Linked DNA regions of Mus musculus: region 2 is linked to region 1. A link is a loop called in an ENCODE intact Hi-C map of the cell type or tissue named here. Cell type or tissue: heart. All regions are shown on one strand. Each heading gives the region's core, and the rest is flanking DNA. Links, peaks and the distances in the headings are about the cores only.

What was found. A loop is a pair of places that touch in the nucleus more often than their neighbours do. Peaks named below come from ENCODE experiments on the same cell type or tissue, not always from the same donor. Only the 100,000 strongest peaks of a DNase experiment are listed, where the experiment ranks them.
Region 2: a loop joins it to region 1, with 2.1 times the contacts of the local background. A loop is called at or near these places in 9 of 42 quality-filtered maps.

Annotation. Positions count from the first base shown.
Region 1 is chr2:145,283,028-145,295,564 of GRCm38, reverse strand. All of the region lies in intron 2 of Slc24a3 (solute carrier family 24 (sodium/potassium/calcium exchanger), member 3), which reads right to left. Gm52529 (a long non-coding RNA gene) reads left to right here and starts at 6,827. Exons shown (of 3, transcript XR_003953927.1): 1 at 6,827-7,042. In heart, for the core only: a CTCF peak has its summit at 3,863 (motif pointing right); a DNase peak (open chromatin) is centred at 6,884.
Region 2 is chr2:145,510,571-145,523,107 of GRCm38, reverse strand. It overlaps Slc24a3 (solute carrier family 24 (sodium/potassium/calcium exchanger), member 3), which reads right to left. Exons shown (of 17, transcript NM_001356497.1): 4 at 10,280-10,354; 5 at 4,622-4,706; 6 at 4,161-4,264. It also overlaps the pseudogene Gm11759. Among named protein-coding and RNA genes, the nearest start is that of Gm14092, 38 kb to the left of the region's middle. In heart, for the core only: a CTCF peak has its summit at 5,564; a DNase peak (open chromatin) is centred at 5,567.

The DNA of each region.
Region 1 (12,537 bases), core at 2,537-10,536:
TGTGCATATGTGGAATGAAAAATGACTTATTTGCTAAATTTTATGCAAGGGGTTCCTGGCGCCTGGAAGTTATATGCAGTTGTTAAATGAAGGAGTAGATATTTTCTTTATATCCTGGTCTTTTTCTAATGCTTTAAATGTGGCAATAGAAATATTTAGATATTCTGTAATATTTATAGAATAGCATAAACAATAAGAGGACCATATCCCTCAGCCTTCTAGGACAGATTTTATGAGAAGACCAGAGAACTCTCTATTAGGTAGATTCCAGAATGTACTCTGAAGGGGACAAAGTAGAACCAGTACCCAAATCACTATGATCCTTCTATAACTGTTGAATATTTTGTAAAACACTATTCCCTGAACTTCAACTGTAGAAACCCTGATCTGTATGCCTGAGATGGATCCCAGAAATGGCACACAAGGAGCAACTCCCCAGGTGATTGTTGTAGGTCCCTGTGAGCATCTCTGAACAAGATAAAGATCTTAAAGCAGCTGCTAACCTTAAATAATTCATTGAAAATTCTCAGTGTATGACAGCTAAAAATCCCCATGCCCATGCCCCACCAAGACCAGAGGAATCAGCCGTCATCCTGGGTTGGATGTGCTTGCCCTACTGAGTAGTGGGAAAAGCAAAGAGCCAGCAAGTCAAGTGTCCCTTACTTGATCCTTGGTTCTATCATTCACCGTTACTAGTCGTCTTATGCCAGAGTCCATTCTTTCATCATAAAGGAGCAGAAAGACCTAATTCATTTGCTATGGCAAACATTCAGTAGGTATATACTTGAATTTTTCCTTTTGTTATTGTAACATTCCACAAAGGAGGAATGCTATACAATGGTACTTTCTATACTAGTGATTTTGTTATAAACAGAAAGTCTACAGGGCAAGATTAGAGAGAGAAATCTCTAATCTATGCTCTAATTTCTAGGTGTGTGCTAGTTCATTGCTAGGTTATCCCCAGCCTTTTAAAAGGGGACCTGGCAATGTCTGCACATTGAATTCTGTCCTATTCTTTTGTCACCCCACTTCATCTAACTGCCCATGCTATGAGATAATATAAACAGGACAGTGAGACATTGAAAAAAGAATATCAATGTCGTTCAGCCAGAGGTATCTGTGTAAATTTGCTGCAGTTGCTGCAACTCAGTAATATAAACTGTGTGGCTTCAACAGCAGATGCCCATTGTCTTATGGATTCTTGAAACAAACATCCAAGATCAAAGAACAGGTAGTACTAGTCCATCCAACGTCTATGAGAGACAATCCGTCTCAGCTTCTTCCCAGATTCCAGCAATTTGCTGCCAACTTTCCATGTCCCTGAATTGTAGACACCTCACCCAAATGTCTGTATACATCCTCACATTCTCAGCTGTGGTTAAACAATAACAAAAGGAAATTCAAGAGGCCAGAACCACTAAACAGAATCCAATTCTTTACTAGGACAATACATACTGGTTAGCTGGAGCTGAGAAATGAGTGGTGGTTAAGAAGAGTCCAGAGCATCATAAAGGTGAAATCTTCTGGGAAGTATTATTTGGTGTCATCACACAGAAGCAGTGGTCCAGAAGGGACCAAGGATGTATCTCATGATGTCAGCCATACTTAGTAAGGTGCAAGAGTTTCCCATATGGTACTTGTTCTAAAGGCATGAAGGGGTCATGGAGAATTGCTCAGGCTTGGCTTAGCTAAAACAGCTGAAACAGTACTTCATCCAACACCTTTTGCTTCAGAAACTACCAGAAGGAAATCCTTTAGCGATCACGTGGAACTCACTCTCCTTCCACAATGCATCTGTGCCCTTCCCATCTTCCTTCTGTACTTCTGGCTAAGCAGGATTTATCAAACAGTAAGTAGGGTGTTGCTAACCCTGGGCTGCTTCTGGGTGACTTGCTACTGGCTTAGAAAATTGGGCAGACTGTCTTGAGTTTAGTGTTTGCCCCTAGTTCCCTCTTGGTTCCTGGACCTCAGCCCCCTAGTCTTGGCAAACCCTGTAGCCCTGGGTTAAGAACACAGTTCTGCCCAGCAGGTATTCCAGGGCAGGCCCTCTATAAAGCACCATGTGTGCAGCAAAGTAAAATGAAACTCCAACTCTTATTTAACAAATTCTGTCTCTTCTAACACAGACATACATTAGGTTAACTTTTTCCTAATGTGTTCCTTTTACTTTTCCAAACAAAGCAGGGCACAGAAGACGTTTAGAAGAGCTAAGTAAGTGAAATGACTTTTTAAAGGATCTCTCACAGATTGTTGTAGAGACGCAGTGGTGGTTAGGAATACATCTTGTCATGGATTCTTCACTGAATGTGTTTATTTAGTCCTTTTGGAGGAATGAGCATCCACATACATGCTAAGTGGAGGAGGGGAAAAATTCAAATAGACACCTGGAGACAAAAGCCAACTGCCCTGTGCTAAAATGTGACTTCCTGGATAGGACTGAAGACTAGACTCAACATCCACAAGCAGCTACAGCCTGAGGCATTTCCCATGGGAATACACCAGAGAGGCTACAACAATGGGAAGCTCTGAGAGCATTCAGAGTAATTACAAACAGGTTTATGGGGAACTCAGTACCCAAGAATGCCTTTCCACGATTCAGTAAGTTTATGGCTCTTTCAGAGCTTGGCAAATATCCCTGAGCAGAGGAGAAGTTATCCCCTTCAAAATACAGAAAGTGCCTTGTGAATAAAAAATGATATCACCATAGCAACACATGGATGTTTCCACTCAAAGTGGGCCTTCTAGGCCTGGCCTTAAAAAGACAGTGTCCTCTGAAGAGGACAGACAGGCCTATGTCTTAGATTTAATAGTTGCCAAGGGGCCAGCTACAGATCCTTAAAACAATGGTATAAACAAGAGCTCTCAGGGACTAGAGGCTTGTTCCATACACAGAAGTCGAGGAAACCACCATAAGGAACGTGGGCAATCTTCATTTCAGGTATATGAAGAGCCATTATTACTCCCATGCTCTTGAAATAAACCAGAAGCCTCCAAAGGTCAGAATGCTGTCCAAGGTTACAGATGTATGTGGAAGAACCTACACTGTTATAAACCCCAGAGGACAAATTCAAACTCCTCATGCTTCTCCACACTTAGCCCTAACACTTGGCTAACACTGATCATCCGCTGAGCCCAAGATGGCAGTCCACCTGGAAGGCCCAAACCCTGGTACCAAAATGACACCCTGCCTGCCATGAAGTTAACTGTTCAAGTAGCCTCAAGGAAAATACATAGCCTATGGAGTCTCTAGTCTGGGAAGTGAGGGTATCTTGGGTTCCTTCCTAAGAGTATCTGAGGGCTTATGATGCTCTGGGAAATTTCAAGAAAACTGATATGTGGCTGGCCAACTAGCCCAAACTGTGAGAGGTCAGACCCAAATTAATATCTGGCTATGCTAGAGGCTTCCCTGGGTACATTACATGCAAAATTGGCAGTTCAGGGGAGATCTTGGCTTAGCAAAGAACTAACTAATAAGTGAGAGGAAACTCTATTTCACACAATTTTTTCCATTAAAGCTAAGAATATATAGTCACTATCTTCTAATAAAGCTACAAAGCTGCAGTTGAGCCTACAAAATGGCAATCTTGACTATTTGATGAGACAGGACTCTGGGTCTGATTAATGTCAGTATGATGGTTGTATATTTGAAAGTATTTTTATAATAGTTTATACAATATCTTAAAGCTGTAGGTGAAAATATTTGCATTTTAAAATAGTTCATAAGGTTAAAAGTTATGTGGTATTGGTGACTTCCTCATATATAATTTTTAAAAAACGTCTAAGAGGAGGTAATGGATGTGATGGAATAACCAACTCTGAGCTTGTTCTTCATTCATCCCCTTGTAATCAGATTTTTCTGCTCTTCTCACCAGTAGATGGTGCTATCTCTTGAACTTGGACTGTCTTTGTGCCTTGATTCGACCATGAAAATCACTGAAAATGATACTACTTCAATTTCCCAGGTCAGGCTTCAGGGACCTTGTGCACTTCCCAGTTCTCCACCACCCCTTTCAGTGAATCTGAGAAAGACACTGCAGTGGAGTGAAGGAATAAGAGACCTAGGCAATTGTTAGTCAACCTCAGGACATGAGAAACCATCCTAATCCTTCTTACTCACCGATTACCCCAAATGATCATACTCACACAAAGAAGCTCTGTTGAGATCAGATGGTCCTGTCCAGTTCAGTATGAATGCTGTGCTGACTCACCGACCCATGCACCATAGCAGATATTGGTAGATTGAAACAACCAAGTTTAAGGATATTTGTTATACAGCCATAGCTAACTGATACAGCAGGTTTCCCAGAGTATGAATGAAAGCTTTTTTCCAACACACCCACCCACGAGGCAGACAGGAGTTTGTTCTGTTCTAGAGTCTATTCTTTATAAGAATATACTACCATATCTGTTATTTGAGTATGTTAGGTGCTAGAGTAAACTTCTTCTGCTCTAATTCCTTACTTAATTCTGGTAGCAAAGTATTCTCCATAGCCACATAGCCATATTGAGATTTAATATTTTCGTATTAGACGCCAGGAAAGGAGAAGTGGACTGAAGTCACATGATGTGTGACATCAAAAAAGTAAATCTAAGGATAACTTATCTCAAGCTCACATGCTTAGAAAGCTCTGTTTCTAATTTGTTCTTAATTAGTTATGCATTGCAAGGTTTAAAAAGTTTCCACCATGGCTGGACAGCAACTTCATGTGCATTTTTCCAGTAGGAGAGTCCAAGAGTAACTAATCTCCCGATTCCCCCACTGCAAGAGGACAAGCAGAGAATACCTACTTCTTTCTGGTACCCAGGAAGGAAAGCTATTTACTCCATACAAACATCAGGAGATGGGTCTAAGCTAGGCTTAGAAAGCTTAATCTATGAGCCAGACAGTCAGTACTTCAGCTGTTATTGTCTCGTTCTACCACACAACCAGCCACAGAAACACACAAATGAGAGGGGATAACTGGATTTACCCTGCAAAAAGGCAGCATTTACTCTACAAAAGAAGATAGAGTTCATCAAGCCATAGCTGCAGGATTGAACAAGGAAGGAGAAATATATGGAAATGTTAGTGCTCCTATTCCCTAGAGTTAGGAAACAATAATAAAAGGTCTATTAAAAGTGTCTTAATATTAATAGCATCTGAATCATCAATCCTTTTTATAATATGAGAGATGATTAATTGTTTCTTAATGAATGGATGGACTCATCTTGAGTTACTTGCCATATATGAGCTCCCAGCTCAGGATGAAGAGGACATATGAGGCTATATATTTTTCCCTTGAGCAAAAAAAAAAAAAAGATGGTGGGAGGTAAGTCTAACATCCAACACAGTTGTCATATATAGTCAACTGTGCCAATGATCATTCAAAATATAGTTTAACTGATGGTAATTCAAGCTTCAGAAACAGGTGTGAGCAAAGTTCTGATTCTTCCACCGAGTGATTTTTTTTGACATCTTTATATTAGACATATTTTTTTCAAAACATTGGCCTGTGGAGTGAAGCTGAAGACTAAACAAAACTGCCTACCACAAGGATTCTCAGTAATCACTGTCAATCAAATCAAATGGTAACTCCAGGGACTCCCTTGCAACAATACAGACCTGACCACTGCTTATCTGGCAGAATCAAGCATCAAACATTCAGACAGGCATGGACACCCCATCAATAGACACCTCAGCTATTACTCTTTTGTGTACAAAAGTAGGGTGAATGGACAGAGATTTCCTCTACAGGTCCTTTAAACACTTAAATATAATTAATCCACCGCCATTTTCAGCTAAGTGCATTCTTGCCTATTAGTTAAATATGAAAAGCTATCCAGCCGATGTGCAAAGAACTGAACAGCTTTGAATAGCAGTCACTTCCTTCTTAATACCTAAGTTCAATACTTGCAGACATGGAAGGCTTTGTTTCCTATTGGAAATAGCATTGTCAAAATGATAGCCACTAACAACATGTAGTCATGCAAACTAAAATTGAGTAAAATTTAAAATTTAATTCTTTGCTTGTATTAGTCCCATTTCAAGCTGCATCACTATATGGTACAGACGGAGAAAATTGTCACAGAAATTCTAGACAGAGTGTTCTAGTTTAGATTAACGCAGCATAGGCTATTCCGTTCAGTGATTAATTCAGAGACACTAAAGCTGCCATCAGAGAAATGGACTCTACTTTTGTGCATGGTCCCTGGTTTTGAGGGTACACTGGGCCACATGCAGACCAGAACAGCAGCATCTACAAATACCTGGCAAATGACAGGTAGGGATCAGTGGACAAAAATCCCACCTGTCATGGGGTCTAGCTTGGTCACTCTGAGTGACATATTATCTTGAGGTTTCCAGAGTTGCTGGGTAACAGCAAACCCAGGTGGCCCATGTGATTGCCTGTTGGCTCACACCCCCCTTACTGGCTCAACTTGGGTTAGTTCTGAGGGAACCTAACTAAGACAATTATGTCAGTAAGACAGTCACATTTATCTTGGCACTGAATGCTGCTGTCTGAGACCTAGTTAATATCACTGGTAAAAATGACCACCATTTGTGGAATTAGCATTTAAGATCTCAGAAAAAAAGGTATGCCTTTAACTGTCTTACTGGGTGTATATACTTTCTATATTTTCTGAGCTTTGCAGCACTCTTGTCCGTTTTTATTTTATTTTATTTTTTTACTGTGTTGATATTTCTCAGCTTGATCATTTGCTTAATTGCCAGTTCTACTTTTAGAACATTTAGCTGTTTCCAAAAATCAAGCCACTCTTCAGTGACATCTGGCCTCCATTGAGAATACTGAAAAGAACATGTCCCGGGCTCTGAAAGCAATTCCCACAGTCCAGCTCTCAGGCCCTTTAGCCAATAGCAAGTCATTAGAATAAATGGAGCCCAGCCATGGAGGGCAGGGCTGCTCATTTCCCTTGTTTCCTGTGTGACTTCTGAAACCCAGTTTCTTCATGGTCAGGTCTATCTGCCCATTTCTCTCACTACCTTTTTGTTCAGATATGGTTCCCATCCCACAGAATTCAACCACCAAAAGCATGTGATTTGGTAAGTTTGCAGTGTATTTGTGGGGTTGGTTTGACACTCATTACTGAAAACGTTAGTGGCATCAAGTTTGTTTACTCTTTAGAGGCACTCTCTTGGCCTCCTTTTGCTTTTAGAATATGATTCATGGGGTGTGTTGTTTCACTGTAGATGGTTTCAGGCAGTGTGATAGCACATGCTCCCTACCCAAGCATCAAAGCCACATGCATTGAAGGTTAATTAGCTACCACTGAATATGACAAAATACTAAGCAATAATCATATTAGTACTTCTTCCTTTCCATTTTTATAAATTAACACCGTGTCTGGTGTCCAGTCACATCCAAGAGTTTTGCTGCAAAAAAACATAGCAAGTCTCATCAGTAACATTTTATTTGCTCAACAAAATCCGAATTCTCACGCAAAAGTATATCCTTTTTCAAAACTTTCTTCTGACTTCCCTCTCTAATTAACAATTCCTGACTTTTCCCACGGGACTCTTCAATACCTTCCCCTCAAACCTCACACATCTGGGGTCATTTAAACCACCATCCAAATGTGCTTCAGAGACCCTTGTTTGAGGAACCTGGTGGTAGTGGAAGGGTGCATTAGTACAGCCAAACATAAGACTCAAATGGGGAATAAAATGGCAGTGATTTTTTTTTGTTAATAATCTTCATGTAACTGTGGCTGTCCCACTTGAATTTCGAAATACCAAGGGTCTCAGGTGCTGGGGCGGTGTTATACTACTGTCAAGGTCAAATCTTACAACCCTGAACTATCATGGGTAACAGCACTGAACTCACTGTGTGTTAATTAGACCAGATAAAGCCAGCAGCAAGCACAGGACCAATAAGCAGGATTTTAACCACAAACTAATTGATCTGGGTTTTTATCTATGAAGGAGAACAAAAATGCAGGTGGAGTAATGTTATAGTTTTCCTAAAAGTTTCAAGGCCCATCTTATTTCCCTACAGGTTAAACAAGCATGAGATCATCTTCATATCTGTAAGACAGGCTGTAACAATTAATTTTATGGCTTAAGGTAAATGAAAATTTATGTGGTGAGCTATGGAGTGGCTTCTACATGCCTAGTAAGCTATAGGAATAATGATTATCAGTGTCTATTGATGAAAAGAAAGACACATTTGTAGAATTGGTATCAGTTAATAAAAAGACAAATGATTACATTTTTCTGGGGCACAAAGATCATTCATCCATTAGAGTAGACACATTCCATGTTCGCTAAACAAGTAAAACAAGTCATTTTCCCACTTGTGGGCACTACTGTGCTATATTAATTTGTACAAAACTTTTGCTAAGAGTTACTTATCTGATCTGTCTCCAGCTTTTCTGGAATCCTTTTCTGTAACCAGTTAATCTATATTTTGCTTTGATCAGTACCACATTATGTTCTCATCCATTTTGTTAATGGGCTCTAGTCACCTGATAGGTCAGCAGTTAGCACTCTGCAGCCTGTTCACTCCCTGCCTAGGTAGCCAGATTCCAGGATCACATTTCTGGCTCTTCTTCATTACTTTGATTGACTCTCTGTAGTACCTGGGCTAAGTCCTGGACCGATCCCTGTCCACACTCTCCATATCTGTAAGGGCCAATTTCTGCCAGTCTCCTCTTCCATTTTCAGCTCTGACCTGTTGTCTGACATGATCTCACACCAGATGAACATTTCTAATAATCATCTGACTTTTATTGCCTCAACCTCCATGAACTTTTAGAACATAACCTCAAAACAGACAGCTGATCTCCCTGCAGAGCTTACTTTACACCAGTCTTCTCAGCCTTTCTTCCACCCACTCAAGTCAAGAACCTGTGACTGCCCTAAGAACTTCTCACTGATGCCCATTTTTTTTCAGGATGTTGTCATAGCTTCATATTGCACCTAGAATGCAATGTCCTGTCATGCTCTCCCTTGTCGTGCTTAGCCCATTGTGAGCCATGACTTAACAGTATCTTAAACTTTCCACTTGCCCTTTGTATTTTAACAATCTAGCATTCTAGTTAACACTTTAGAAACCCTAACCTAGTCATGTCACTTCTTGAGGTTTAAAAAAAAAAAAAGGTTCTAACTTGGCTGTCTTGCCTGGCCTTGTGGGAGAAGTACCTATCCCTGTAGGGTAGGGGGATATCCAGGGGTGGCCTCCATTCTCTCAGAGGAGAAGGGGAAGGGGTGGGGGAAGGACTGTGGGAGGGGGACAGTAATCAGGATGTAAAGTGAATACAAAAAATTTAAAAGTAGAAAAGAAAAAGAGAGAGAGAGAGAGAAACAAAGAAAGAAAGAAAGAAAGAAAGAAAGAAAGAAAGAAAGAAAGAAAGAATGAATCTCTATATTCTTTAGTGATAGTAAGAGAACTCTAGTTGACTTCAAGGTCTGCTTATTCCATCCCTTTGCCTTCTTTCCTATTCTCTTATTCCATCTCAGCAACCTCTGTACTGCATCACATGCAGATCTACCATGCTCCCTTCTCTTTGGCATCTTGCTCTGACATCCCTTCGTACCATTGCTTAGATATTGCTTTTGGATTTGTCCTTCATCTCTTCCCCAATTTGAAGTTGTTCAAATGCCACCTTCTCACGAAGTTTTACTATGCATCTCTGTCCTTGTTAACTCCCCTTCCCCATACTATCCATGTTTTTCTAACACCCTTTCTGTTTATTGTCCAAATAACTCTATTTCTCATTATTTGTCTTTTTTCACCTTCTTTTAGCCTGGATAGAGGGACTCTACTTTTGTTCCTTTCCCTATTGTCACAGAAGATGCAATGAGTGGTCTGAAGTGACTGCACAAGTCAATGAGTGAATGAATATATTTGTACAAAATCCCATAAAAAGTGTACAAAATGACACATAAACACATTTGGAACTGAACATATTAGAACTAGAGATGGTGAGCTGAAAATGCAATAGGTCTTGATATGTTGCTGTGTTCAGAGCAGACAAATAAGTAGACAGTCAGACAATTTGTCCTGTGTGAGCTTTACTTGGAATGAGGGAATAAAGGACTCCACTTAATTCCAAAGTGATACACTATGTTTACATCAAGACTCAAAAGAAAGGGTAAAGATTAGTTATGAGTCACTTTTTATGTTGTTGTGATAAAATATCATGACCAAGAAGAAAGTTTATTTGGGCTATGAATTTCTGAGTGCTAAAGTCCATAATGGTGGAGAAGGTATGGGAACAAGCAGGCATGGTGATAAGACCTGGAAGCTGTGAGCTCACATCTCAACCACACACAGGAAGTAGAGTAAGTGAGCAGGAAGTGGGACAAGGCTGTAAATGATCAAATCTGCTACTGATGCACTTTCTCTAGCAAGATTCTATGTCCTAAGAGTTCCATAACCTCCCTAAACACTTGAGGGCCAAGTATTCAAATGTATGAACTTATGAAGGATTTTTCTCATTTAAAACATTACAATGGCAAAACACTGATCTTTTCTTATTTATCCCACTGTAGTGTTCATAGGTAACAAGCTATGTGGTGTATATCAATGTCATCTTATGTGCTTGTCACAACCATCTTCACCTGGGGGACTTAAGCATGGGTCTTTTCCTCAATGACTTGTTTGGAAAAAGAATGGATGTAGCTATTGGGTGTTCCAACAATAACTAAATCCTGCCATGTACTACTAATGGACAGAGTCTACAAAGACCATGTTAACATCTGGCAAGCTCATGGTTTTCTCATTAGTCCAACATTCTGCCAATCACAACAGCAGAGAGCTCTAAAAATGCTCCTCCCACTGTGTGAAAGAGAATATAGCAAAACAATCCAAGACTTGGTAGTTAAATACTAATGAGAATTCAGATAAAATTAAATAAATACAGATGCATAAATCAAAATAAGTGTGGGGAACACCAATCCTCTGTAAGGGCTAGATCATATCTCTTTCTGGCACAAAATCTTGTTTTAATGAATTTCTAAACTGTACTTAATTATTTGCAAAATTATTTTCCTTTTTCTTTAAAACAAAGAATCTCTTTCTGTAAGCCAAAGGAAGCAAGCCTTGTTCTATACTTTTTTAAAGAAAAAAGAAAGACATGGGGCAGAACATGTTATAAATTCTTCCTTTGTCCCTCCTGATCTCTTCCTCTTCTCTGTGCCACAAGATGCCTAGCCTGGACCCCTCATCCTTTGAGGACTAGGTGAATGGCAGATCAAAAAGTAGCAGAAATGAGCAGGCAGGGGACTCTTGCTGGTTCTTTTCCAGCTGACCACTCCTCTCAGGTGCCTGATATGAGCAGCTCTCAACATGTTGTGTCTCATACCCTTCCTTTACTCCTGTAGACACCATGGTCCTGGTAATAATCTTCTGGTTATGTAAATCTCTCAATTCTCTCCCACTTCTAATCATGGTAAATAGCTTCTTCATGAAACTCTCCTCTTTTTAAGCTTCCCACCACGCTTCCTAGAGTTTAGATGAAGGAAGAATTATGTGCTAACAATAATACACTCAGAAGGAAATGCAGGCCTACAGCCTCGGTAGCTGCCTCTTCTCCCATGGGAATGATCAGGAGGGCAGAGGACACTGAAGGCAACTGCCATCCATTCTGACTCAGCCTGGGGTTGCTCACTTGTGTCAGCTCTCAGAGTTGTAATCTAGATTTCATCTCTTTGTGGAATGACCCCATTCTGACCTCAAGGCCACCCAGAGTATTTTAGGAATGCAGAAAAAAATGATCAGCATGAGTAAGAATGAGATGATGTCACCTCATGAAAAAAAAAAAATCTCCACCTTCCCTTCACCTCCAAGCTGCCATTGCAGGAAAACTGTATTATTGAATATCAGCTTCCAGAGTTAAGACTGCAAACTGAAGATTCCACCAGGATTAACCTGTACCAGTCTGAGGGATTTCCCAAGGATGGCAGGTGTCACAATATTAATCCAAACATCATATTACATTAAATTCCTTGAGAAACTATCGGGTTCTTGGCTTTTCCATTTAGCAGCTTAATTGGGTATTCTATAGTCATAGTTTGAGAAAATCACATTCCCTAATCAACAATTTGACTTTCTATGACTCTGTTAATGAGTATAGATGTGAAAGCATCATGTTGTAGAGTCCTGAGAACACAGAGACCAGTTCAGTCCTGGCCAGAGCACCAAATTGCATGGACCAGGGCCCGTGGTGGTGGTGGTGGTGTCATATCTTTTAGTGAACACCTCTAGGAAATGACCTTTCTTAAAGACAGAATTTCTTGTTCACTAATTGGGGTAGTAGTCGGTTCACAATAAATGCCAACAAGCTTATAATTTAGACAAGAGACATATCTATGGCCCCATCTCTCTATGGGTAAGAAATATACCGAAGTTCAAATGACTTCATGGGTATGTGAGTGGATTTTAAGCATCAAGATGTGTGGCATTTGGGATAATTCCTCCTGTTTTATCCAGTCAGGTTCTCTCTCAGATGTCCATTTATAGACATCTGTCCATAGACTACAGAAGACAGTCTAGAGATCTCAACTGACTGAAATAAGAGGAATACTTAATGGCTTGC
Region 2 (12,537 bases), core at 1,858-9,857, 230 kb before region 1:
ATGAATATTGTACTTATCCTAAGATTTTTTTCTAGCCTTTATGCAAATTTACCAATTATATCATGAGAATAATAGTTTCAGCACATTCATACTAAATTAATATACTTGAAAGGAGGATCAATCACTTTTGGAAAATGAAAAAAAAAATCCTTTAAAACCTTTCCAAAATATGTATTTATTTCGTGCTAGGGATCAAACCCAAGGTGTCAGACGCACTAGGTGAACACTGTCCTGACACAGATTCATAGCTGTAATTTCTTAGTTGTTCATCTTGTCCTCATGCTTGTACCCATCAGTGGCGTTGAAGACAGGATCTAAACAGCTCGCTTATTTTGAAGCCTCAGTCTTGTGTTCTCAGCACATACACTCTGGGTCTATCCCCATCATGCCACCTTTACCATTTCAGTTCCTTCCACTAGGCAACTCTGGCATCTCTTTGCCTGGGGTTTTCTCTGGGTTCCAAGGTCCACCCTGACTGTGGCCACCCAATGAGCTGGAGTGCAGAGGGATTCGTGTTTCTTACAGCGTGGAATGAGATGTGGAAGTTGGTGGATAAGTACCCCAGCTCTCTTGCCTCTTCTATGAGATCACTGAACACCTATAAAACAGTTCCCACAGATGAATCAAATCCCAGTTGCTGCTAGTGATAACTTGTTCATTAATGCTTTTGTCTGCAGCTTTCTCTTCCATCTTACCTCCTCCATGTCTTGCCAGTGTTCCCTGGGGCAACCTTTCAAATTAACTACTTGTACTTGACCACTCGCCTAGCATCTTCTTCTGGGATATTCAAATGAAGGCAAGCTTCCCCTGGGATGTATAACCTCTTGGTGTTGCTCTGTTTTGTGAAAATGAGCCAGCTTAGACAGGGCGCTATTTGAAGAAAGGCAAACCTAGCCAAGATTAGCTGGACCTCGCCAAAGAACATCAGGGACACTCTAAGGATGCCAGAAGCCACTGTGGGAGCTTTTATAACAAACCAGAGCCATCTGCCAGCCTGTAATAACCAGAATATGAAAGTCCTAATCTGGGATACAGTTAAACTGTTTACTTTCTGTTTGTGGTTATGTATTTAAAGCTTAACATGCTTTGAATGGTGGATTTAAATTCATAAGCACATTGTTTTACAAAACTGGCACTGAGTCCTTTTAATGCAATATGCAAAATAGAGGGTTTTGTCAAGACCTGGATATTTTCACTTCATTGTTATTCTTCTTTGTTCTTAAGGAAAAAGTGGGAGGACCAGAGCTCTGTAAATGTCTTGTGGGATACCCAGAACCACTCTTGAAGCCACTTTCTAAGAAGCAATTTCCTCCTGTCCCATAAAAAACTCCACAAACCACCTCAGGCGAATACTGAAGACATCGGGTATGTTTGCAAACTGCAAATACAGCAGACATTCAATTACACTGAATTCATCAAAACCCTAATTGAGACAGGAGCTCAAACCCTACAGCTTAATTACTTTAATTTTAGATGGGTGTCAGACTTCCTCATGTCCTTTATGCTGAAATGCATTAGAGAGAGGCCCATGGGTGCGTGCTGCAAATTCTCCCAGCCAAGACAAAGAGCAGAACAGCATAAATAATAATGCCAAGTGAGACCTGTGATTAGATTTATTAATCATTCAATTCCCCAGTTTTGCCCTTTGTCGTGACATTCCATGGCACCAGCTCTGCTGTCTGGGAATATGAGGTTGGACAACTCCCACTTCTTCTGATAACTTTTTCTACCACTTAAGAGACTACCTAGGACTAAGCACTAGTCCTCTGATGTCATTATGGTAGCCCATCATTTGTTTTCATTTAGAAGACCTTCTGCCTGCCCTCTCTGCTCCCCCATCCTTTCTCTGATGGGAGCTATAGACACCTCCATCAATCATTCCATCAACTCAGTGGCCAAACCTGCCAGGGTGATGTAGGGTGGAATCCGGTAGTGAGGACCTCGGCATGAATATCCCAAGAGTTGATAAAAGTGTCTGACTTGTTTTGACTTCCCTTACAGACCAAGTACTATTATTAGTGTTAAACATGTTAGGCTTCATCACCATGGCAACACTCTGAAGTACATGTGCTTATACCCACTCTATAGATGAGAAGGATCAGGCTTTAGTAGCTAAAATAAATTCTTCAAAATCCCCCAGCTAGCAAACAGCAAAGCAAGAATGCAATCCCAGTTCAATCTGATTCTTTGGCCCATGTTCCTCCTCCAATACAATAGTCTGTGCCTTCTGCAAAGATGTGAGGCAACCTACAAAAGCGGCAAGTGGATGGCTTTGGAAATCGCCAAGTAGGCACAGGATTAAAAGAAGAAGAAGAGAAAAAGAAAATAAAGAAAAAGAAGGGAAGCTATAGCTAGGATCACGCCAGTGGCTATTCCCAGTAGAAGCTCTGCTTGTCACCTTTCTTTAGTGGGGCTGTGAGACCAGCCAGCAAAGTCCTGGAGAAGGGGTAGGAAGATGGATGCCAACAACCTGTGCAGCATCCATGGTATCCTAGCCAAGCTTGTGATGAGTGGTGCTACTGATGAATTACACGGCTCGAACACACTGCATTTCATTTCATAAGTAATTAGCTGTGTGGCCCTGAGTAGACATCACCCAGCCATTTGTTTCATTTCTTTACATTATCTCTTTGCCTCTGGGCTTGCTTCAGAATCAAGCTGCAGGTACAAATGACTAATGAACTAATGACAACACTAATAACGGCCCAGCTAATAATCATACTGCTAATGGTGACAATGCTAATTAAGAAAGTGCTAGCAGCAACAGCATCTGCTGGTGTGACTATTATTCGTCTCTGGAAGGCAACGATGAGCTGGTCAGGCAGGATAGAGCCAGGCGAGGGCAATGGCAGTAAAGGCAGGCACGTGGCTCATTCTTTTGGCACTAACTACCTATGTAGGAGAAGTCAGGAACACTACAGTGTAGACCCAGTCACCTTAACACTATGGGTCCTGGGGAAAGCAGAAAATATTTAGCCTAGTGAGTGAGCCAGACCTCAGTCATCATGAGCAAATCCAGGACTCTCTTATCAGAGCTAGCCTGTCCACCGGGGAGCCCTGGAGCTGGTGCTCGGTAAGATCCAGGTGTCCTTCTGCCTGTTGCTCGGAAGGAACAAACGCAGCAGGCAGAGAGGGTAGATCAGTCGGCATGTGAATGGGGACAGTTACAATGGGCCATGGAGACCAGCAATGAATTTTATGGGAACTCTTGAGTATACATTCAAGAGACTGACCTCATGGCATGCCCAGCAGCTTCTGAGAGACACACAGGCCTGACACACTTGAGAGAAAAGCTCACCAGGATTGGACTTTACACCAAGCAGACACTTTCCCCAGGGCACAAAACAGACCACACTGAGGTTCCTGATCAGGTGAAGCGGATTTCGGCTCCCTCAGTATTTTAAATAGAGTCACAGCTAGAATAGTAGAAATAGGTTTTTCTAGAAGATACTGAGTCTTGGGTGTTTTGTCAGAGAACTGAGGATCTCATATCTAGTGACTACTTCTCTGAGGAAACTAGGCTCTGAGAGCCACAGGGAAGCTGTATGTCCCACTCTAACCTTGGCTTCAGGCTCTAACCTTGGCTGCCCAATAGTCTCACACTCTGGCGACTTCTGAACAAATCCCTGAGACTATTAGAGAGATAACAGCATTCAGAAAGGACAGTGGCTCTGCCAGGATGCTCCCTGGCATTAGAATGGACTCCTGAGGTTGACTTGGGTATTCAAGGCTCCTCTAGACTACAAAAGCTCTAGCCTGCAGGAAGAAAGGCAACACCCTGAACTGTGACAACGATGAATTCTTTAAGTAGAAAATTTTTTTTTCTTCTTTTCTTTTCTGCCTTTCTCATTTATCTCATTTCCTCTGAGGCACCGCACATTCTAGTGTGGATCAGTAGCTCTCAAAAGGAGGTGTGTGGGGGAGCACTTTCAAGCTCACAGTTAACATTGTTAGGCTTGCTAATTTCCTATGTGGAACTGGGGTTCAATAATCCATCAACCTGGAAACCAAGTAACAGTGGCTTCAGGATGGAGACCTCCAATCACACTGCCCAAGGCGCCAGTGTGGGTGAATTCCAACATGATGGTCCCTGCCTCGGCTCCATACTTCCATCTTCTCGATATCAAGTAGAACCATCGCAAAGGAGTTGCCAGTCCTACCTGCCCTGCAAAGAGCCCGCAGACGCCAATGATGCACAGGATGTTGAACACGGCAGAGCCCACGATGGTGCCAACTCCCACATCACCCTTTGTGATGAAGACTCCTGAAACACAAACCAACACCAATCTGGCTGTAGTGGTCCAGCTGCATCCCAAGGACATTCGAAGGACATCTCCTAGTTCTAGACTATACTGAGGATCCAGAGGAAATAGGCAAGTTTTGGAGGGAGTTTTTGAACCCAGAGGTTAGACTTTTCCTTAGTAGCAACGTCCCTGGGTCTAGGAAAAGTTCGCACACAGTTAAACCAGTGAATGGCCACAGCAGAGTGGAAGGTTCTGCTTGGGATCTATGAAGTTAATTTTTTATAAGTGGGAGACAACTCAAATTTGAGGACCTTCTTCCCTAGAACCCCTTTTTCTTATATAGGTAAGGGCTGAGACATTCTCTTAGCATCACCTACCTATGACCGACGTGAACAGCTCTGGGGCCGAGCTGCCTGCTGCCATGAATGTGGCTCCTGCCACATCTTCACTGAGGTGGAGGCGCTGCATGGGAGCAAAGACAAGACAGGTGAGATGGGATCTTTCCTTGGGAAACACATGCCTGTGGCTCCTGAGGTCCTAAGCACGGGGACTTCAGAAGGACCCAGGGGCTGGGTTCAGTCCCTCTCACTATCCCTCCACTCAGAGCCTGGCTGCTCCTGCTCTCTGCTCAGCATCCTCACTTGCAAGATCAGCAGGGACTACATGACTCTCATTAGCCAATGTCCTTACAGAAGATTTAGGAGTCTGTAACCCAAATCTATCAAGAGGATGTCTAGTTGATAACCAGGAGGGTGGAGTAGCGAGTCAAAAACATCCTGGACAGCGGCGGACAGCCATTTTCTTTCTAATGGCAGCTGTGGTCAGCTCCCTTGGTGTCTGCAGACACTGATTTTAGAAGAGATGTGTGTGATCTAGAGTTGTGTGCAAACACCATGGCTGTTATAGTGCTTTTGAATAACTTCAATCTCATAGCCGCCAATTTGCGAGAGGTTAGTAGATCCAGGGAGTAGTCACTGTCCTGAAGCACACTCCAAACCCTCGACCTTCAAACTCTGGGTAGCACGTCATGAGAGAAGACTTGAGACAGACTAGAAAATAATGCAGCCCATTTCCCCCAAATCTCAAGTCACCCTGTTGGTTAAACGGGAAGGTGGTTTTCAAGAACACAAGATGAATGTACACGAGAGGCTGGTTGGTGTGTTTAGCTTTCCGGAATTCCACCGTGGCCCAGAAAGTAAGCTGCCAGCGGTTGGGAAGCAGCCAGTTCCCTTCGGGCATCAGGGCAGAGACTTCCAGTTTCCACTGCCAGCCTTCTTTCTTTCTTTCTCAGCAGCACCAGTGGCTGCACTTCCATGCTTGGCCACACAGAGGCAGTGTGGCCTTGGAGGTGCTACAGATAGAGGCATGCTCACCGTTGAGGTTCTCATGGGGTACTGAGGAGACCCTGAGATGGTACCTCAGCACTAAAAACCTTGGCTGGTGCGGAAGCCCCAGCACTGGAATCTCAATAGATGGGGATGGCGGGAAGACAGCAAGCCAAAAATGAGCTCCCGGAATCGCCTTGAGTTGCTGTGCTTCCCTTCCAAGATCTATGGACTGGTAGTAATGGTTGCTTATGAGGCTTGGCCATATGTCCAGTTTCACTCTTGCTTCCACATCTCCTTCCTTTCCACCCTCCTTTATGCCTAATACACTCCAGCCTGGCAATACTGCACTGGCCTCTTAGAATCACTAGTCACGAGGTCCTCTTGCTTCTGCACTGCTAGCGGCTATGATGAGGGCCAGGGAGAATTTTCCTAAGCTTCATCCAGAGCGGAGAATAATTCACCACAGCTGGACACCCTGGGCTCCCCAGGAACAACAGGTCCTGTCATTCTCATTTAGATCCAGTGGCTCAGGTATTCTCTGCTTGTTCCTAAATGAGCCCTTTCCTTCAGGCCCCTTTGGTCCATCCCTCCACACAGCCCTGCATGGGTACCAGGGCGGAATCTATCACTTGATTCCTTTTCTCTGCACCAAGTCCCCACTGGCTTCATCCAACTGTCTATGAATGCAGTCAGCCTTTGAGATCAGTGGGGTTAGTCATACTCAAACCCAAGCAGTGTTCAAATTTCATATAAAATACTGCAGTGTTTGCATATAACAGATACATTTTCCCATGTTCTGTCAATCATCTCTAGATTGCTAACAATCCCTAACACAATGTAAATGCCATGTAAAAACCTGTATTGTCCAGGGCATACCAATAAGGAAGACTCTCTGTATCTGCTCCATACTGATCCAAATTAAAAAAAAAAAAAGTTGGATCTCCTAAGCATAGTGGTGCATGCTTTTAATCCCAGCACTCATTCAGAGACAGGCAGATCTGTGAATTCAAGGCCAGCTTGATCTATACAGTGAATTCCAGGACAGCCAGGGCTGCACACAGAGACCCTGTTTTGAAAAACCAAACCAAACCAACCAACCAACCAACTAAACAAACAACCCTCCACCCCCAAACCCAAAACAACCACAATAGAAAGAGTTGGATCGGTTTGATCCAAGGTTGAATGCCTGGCTGTGGAACCTATATGGAGAAGGTGGAATGTTGTGGGTTACTCAGTGGTTTCTAAGCCCACAAATGGCCAGAGCCGGGCTGTGCACTCCCTAGTTTCCTTCCCAGCCTTTGGCAAGCAGCTTAGCTGAGGAAGAGCCTAGCTCAGTGTTTACAGTACTTAGAGTGGGCAGTCTCTCTCCCCCACAGCCCAGGAGGCCCCATTACTGCTTTCATGGCTTCCTGGGTGTCCTACTCTTGACATCTGATATCCTTGTGCAAGCAAAACCTTCTGACCAACCTCAGGCTGCTATCTCATGACCAAGAACGCCGCCACGGTCCTCCCCTTGCTGAGTCTTCACTTGTTGGCTCTTTCTGAAACATCTTTCTGTCTTTGCTTTAGTGTAGCAGAGTCTGAGTCTGTCTATTTACTGTTGACAAAGGACTCTAACACCTTTGTGGGTTCCCTCATGCAACCTCATGACTGTCTAAAATTTAGTGACTCACCTGGCCTGTTGCTGCCATATTGGCTCCTTTCTCTTTTCTGCTTAACGTTTTTTTCCTGGTTTGAACTTGATCCCCCTCCAAGCTATGACTTATTGCACAATGTGGATTTCTTTCTAGAATCATTTTTCACCAAAGTCTAAACAGCATCTCCTTGAACATCTCCGTTTAGCCCAAGTTAATCTGAGAGCAAGCTCTGAGCATACACTATCACCTCTCTGTAAAGGGATTAGGGAAAGAAAAGATGGTATAGAGTCCCAGGCTAGGAAATCCTGCTAAGCTGCAAGAGGGTGGTCCTGTATCACCACCACCCTCCATCCTGTGAAAGAATGGAACTTCAGAGTTGGCCACAGGCTCTCAGAAGACAAACACAGCTCTCAAAGGAGATACAAACTTTGCTCCAGGCATGCCATGAGTCCAGCAACTAGGATGGCTTTAAGTACATGGAGCTGCACTCAGAGATAGGCATGGGGCATGGCATGATTTCTTGTCAACTACTTTGCTCCTAAAACTGGACTGGGATGGGAACAGGGAGCATTCTTGGAAGGGAGGCCCTTCATCTGCATTCCTTCTCCCTGGATAGCTGTGTACCCCAGAGGCAGAGCCAGTTTTGACAAAAACCTGTTGTAAGTGGTTGCAGAGTTGCAACAGGTAAGAAGACGACCCAGTGGTAAGCTCAGACTGACCTGGACTCCATTCCTAAATATCTGTGTGGCCACTGGTGGGATGCTCTGAGTCCCTGCATTTTTGTCTCTTGATTTCTAGAGGGAAGCTAACTGTGGTTACCTGGTAGAATCCTAGACGTGGTTAAAGAGAGAATAGGCACATTTAACCCATACTGACTTAGCTACACAGCCAGCTTCCTGTAACCCAGGGCCCAGTCAAAACAGTATCTTTATCCCATCAAACGTTTTCTTTCCTTCCTAGCTTTTTGTAAAGTCTCACTCTACTCTCTTCTGTCCTGCCAGCTACTTTGTTTTTTTTCTCTCTAGAAGGATGTGTGTGTCCTCAAAAATTCTATGTGTTTCCTTATTGGAGGGTACAAGTTGATGGCTGTATTTAATATTTCTGGGGTGCAATAACTACCTTTGTTATTGACAACAAAAGAAACTTTTCTGGGGAAAGGTAGAGCCATTTTGCTTTGTGTAAGTGTGAAGTACCAACTGTTGGTCAGTGGGCCCTGTGTGTGCTCTTCAGTCACTGACACAACTAATCATGGGTGGAAAGCCAAAGTGAACCTGTATTCTCACTAAACATGAACAAGCTTTTCCTTCATCATCTCCCTCTGAGGAGTCTACTCTGACAGATCCTTCCATGCACTGAAATTGTGCGTCATCTAGATATGGTTGGAACTTGACAGTCCTCCACTACTCCAGTAAGAAGGGAGTTGACCATCTGAGGATTTGGAAACCACCTGCCATGAATACTGAAGGAGCGCAAGTGCCCCCACTAAGGACTGAACGTTTTCTTGCCTTTGACACAAGGTGAGCCTATTCCCAGGCTGGATCACTGTGACACTCCTGTCCCCACTAGAATACAGTGCATTTCAGGTGCCACTTTACTTTCTTTGATCTACTGTCACTGCAAAGAGGAACACACTTCCGTAACCTTTCTAGGATCGGTGTGCAATGACTGCTTATCCCTAAGTACAAAATGAACAAACGTCCAAGGCTTGGAAGAAACAGCCTAGGTTAATAATCTTCCACGTGAAGTTTGCAGACCAGCATCCTCAGCATCCCCTGGGACCTGATTAGATAGATAGATTCTGGCCACATCCTCTGGGGGTGGTTGGAACCTAGTGAATCAGGTACTGTGGGTAGAGCAAGATGAGGCCACAAAGCTTGATGGCTACTGGACTTCCTGGAAACTCGGATAATGAATTACAAACAGTAGATCAAAGAAAACGCAAAGCTTGCACATAAGAAAACTAGATCTCAGAACAGTGGGATGAAAGTGAAGAGGAATGAGAGCTTTCTTGATAGGGTGAACATTAACGAAACCTTTTTAGGTTCATTTATTCAGTGTGTGTGTGTGTGTGTGTGTGTGTGTGTGTGTGTGTATGTACACATTTAGTGAAGGTACCAGGGTACATATGTGGAGATCAGAAGACAGCTTGTTGGAGTCTGTTTTCTCCTTCCACCTTGTGAGACCTGAGGGTTGAACTCAGGCCATCACACTTGACGGCCAGTGCTTGATCCATCCTGCCGACCCCTGAATATTTGTTTTTAAACTTGCTGTTCACCCTGGCATTTTCTATGATAATGGGTACAAAATTCACAACAAATACTCTGTGCCCAGCTCTCTTGCCCCAGAGCCTGCCAGGCATCCACCCAGAGTATAAATAGAGAGGGAGTATAAGGGAGACATGTGGTAGTGATAGGTTCTTACCCCAACAGGACTCCAGAGGGAAGAAATGATGGAAAGAGAAGTAGAAGGAATGATAGAGAACAAGAAGCAGCAGAAGTGAAAAGCGGGAGAGGGATAGAGCCCAACATAGAGATGACGCTCCAGGCCTGGGGTGCTGACTGTGGGTTTAACACACAGGGAACCAGGGTTATTTGAAAAACAATTTACCTACAAGGAACACACAGCTTTGGTCTTGTCATTATTCCCTAAGCAACAGAGTATAGCATCTGTCTCCACAGGATTTATGTCATGGTGATGAAGGATATAGGAGGATCTATGTGGGTTGTTTGCAAATACTGCCCCTTTCTCCATGCACTTCACATGCTAGAGTGTCCACAAACTATGTTTCTGGTGAACAGTCTGGAACTATTCCCACGGATATGCAGAGAAGACTGTAGCACTAGCAGTAATGATGGATGCAGTCGGGAGAGCTGGTGAGGGGGGTTAATTCCTAGCCATCCACCACGCTCTGAAGTGTTAAGCAGACTGAGCCAATACTGTCCTTTCTCAGGCACTCAGGTGCTTAACATCTACGACTCTCCAGGATCTTGGAGATGGGACTATAACATGCCAGACCAGAGTCCCCATCCCAGGCCTCTCTCAGGCACACTGGGAATATACCTGTGCATACCTCACAGATCTTTTCCAAGGATGGGACGAAGAAGTCATCGCACACAATGGCCAGCGCATAGAACATGTACATGGCCTGAAAGAGAGCAGAGGAGAAAGCATTAAGAGTCAGGGAGAGCCAAGGGCAAAGGGTTTGATCATCTTTTCCTTCAATTCATATCTTCTCTTATCATAAACTTAGCTTCTTATTCAGAGTAAGTACAAAGTCTTTGCAGTTCCTGAAAGAACTGTAGCCTTGCTTTAGCTTCTCCTTTTACCTCACTACCTCCAAATTGTCTCTTGTCCCCCTTCTGAGATGCCAAGAGAACCATGGACACCTGCCTCAGGGCATTTGCACTCATTTCTTCTACCCAGAGCTACTGAAGAATATATCTTCTCTGATATACCATTGTTTCACTCCACCATGCTTTGCAAATGCCAGCCTGACTCCCTGATCACCTTTCCTTCTGTATCCCCTCATCTTGCCTTTTTTTTTTGGGGGGGGGTAGGTTATAGGTTAACTCCATCAGCCTGTTGTCAGTTTCCATCACCAGAATTTCATGAAGACATGAACTTCCTCTTGTAATTACTGTTACATCCTCCATCCCATGGCTGGCCTGAAAGTACCAGTAGCTGAGCTTACTACCTGGTTCCTGCAAGATAGCAAATGTGCTTCCACATCGGGGTCAACTATCACTAGGGCATTCCTAGAATTTCACCTTCTAGTCAGAGATCATCCTTTCCTTTATTTGAGGTATCATCTCAGAGATTGACCTTTTTTTTTTTTTTTGGATCCAGTGTTGAGTGACCACCCATCACACACCTCTCACTTCTTCAGGGGACCCCAGCACCTTCCCATATTCACAGTGCCTTTGGTAGAATGTGTCTTACCTCTTCTCCAGGATTACATATGGATTACAATAGGTGTTCAGTATTCCTAGTGGAGATGTCTATTGGTTCAGAGGTAGGCACATGACTTAGACCCAATCAGATAAAAAGAAAGAGTTACCAACTTTTCAAAGAGAGATGTTTCTCACCCTCTGTTGCTAGCTGTGGAGAAGCGTGGCATCCTTAGACTTAGAGTGTCATCATGGAGCCACAGATCATATAGTATTAGAACCCACAATACCTCTGGACTCCAGAGTATACCAGCAGCATTGCTGGGGCAGTTTGATTCGGAATATTCTAGTATTTGTAACCTAAAGTGTTTTCCAGTACCGGCTCAATCTCCAGAATTCCCACTAGTATATTTATTACTGTCTTTTATCATGTTTTCTCACTGATTACTATTTCACAGCATTGGCCCCCAGTCACAGAGGGCACACAGCATAAGACCCAGGCCAGAAACCAGAACATGCCATTTCTTGTCACAAAGTGATCAGTGGGTAGGAAGGCCAGGCAGTGATTTATAGAATATAAATACCCCTCAAGCCTGTAGCTACCAGAGATAGCAGCCATATATAGAGAGCCTGATAATGGTGTTACTACATTAAGAAGCTGAACCAACAGGAACAACAGGTACATGTGCACACCCGTGCACACACACGTGCACACCCCCCACACCCATACACACACACACGCGCGCGCGCACACACACACACACACACACACACACGTATGCATGCACGCACCAACATCATGTGAACACTGCTCTCAGCTCAGGTTGAAACCAAGTGAGCATTCCAGTTTCCTGAGCCAACACTCTGCCTTTTGCACTTAGCCTTAGTGGAGTTTCTGTTGCTTTCAGCTTTCTTTCCTGAGGTCTGTGCTACAGTCCTAGCTGGAAATGATCTCAGGCTTTTGACTCTTGGCCAGGGCACTAATTTTGTCCCCTGGCTTCCCTTGTATGCACTTGACTTTTTTCCATGTGTATGTGGTCCTTCACTCCCACAGGACAGGGAGAGTGTCAAGTACAATGTAACACTCCATTTTGTGGAACTGTGACACAAAAGCACAAAGAGGAAGTGTTCCAAACTGCAGACTATGCTAAATTATCAAAACCTACCAACGTACACCACAGGGGATCGTTAGATCAGCTGTGACTCATCGTTCCTTGCAATGCTGTCAAGAGAGCTTGTGTGGATAGGTATTTATTTAGTGATAAGAAAATATATCTGCACTACACTAGTCGATGAAAACATTAAAAATTAGTCTCTCTCTTTTCTGATCTGCCATCGTGGGTGGAGCCGCCATGATGCAGATTTTTGTGAAGACCCTTACGGGGAAAACCATCACGCTCGAGGTTGAACCCTGGGACACTATAGAAAATGTAAAGGTCAA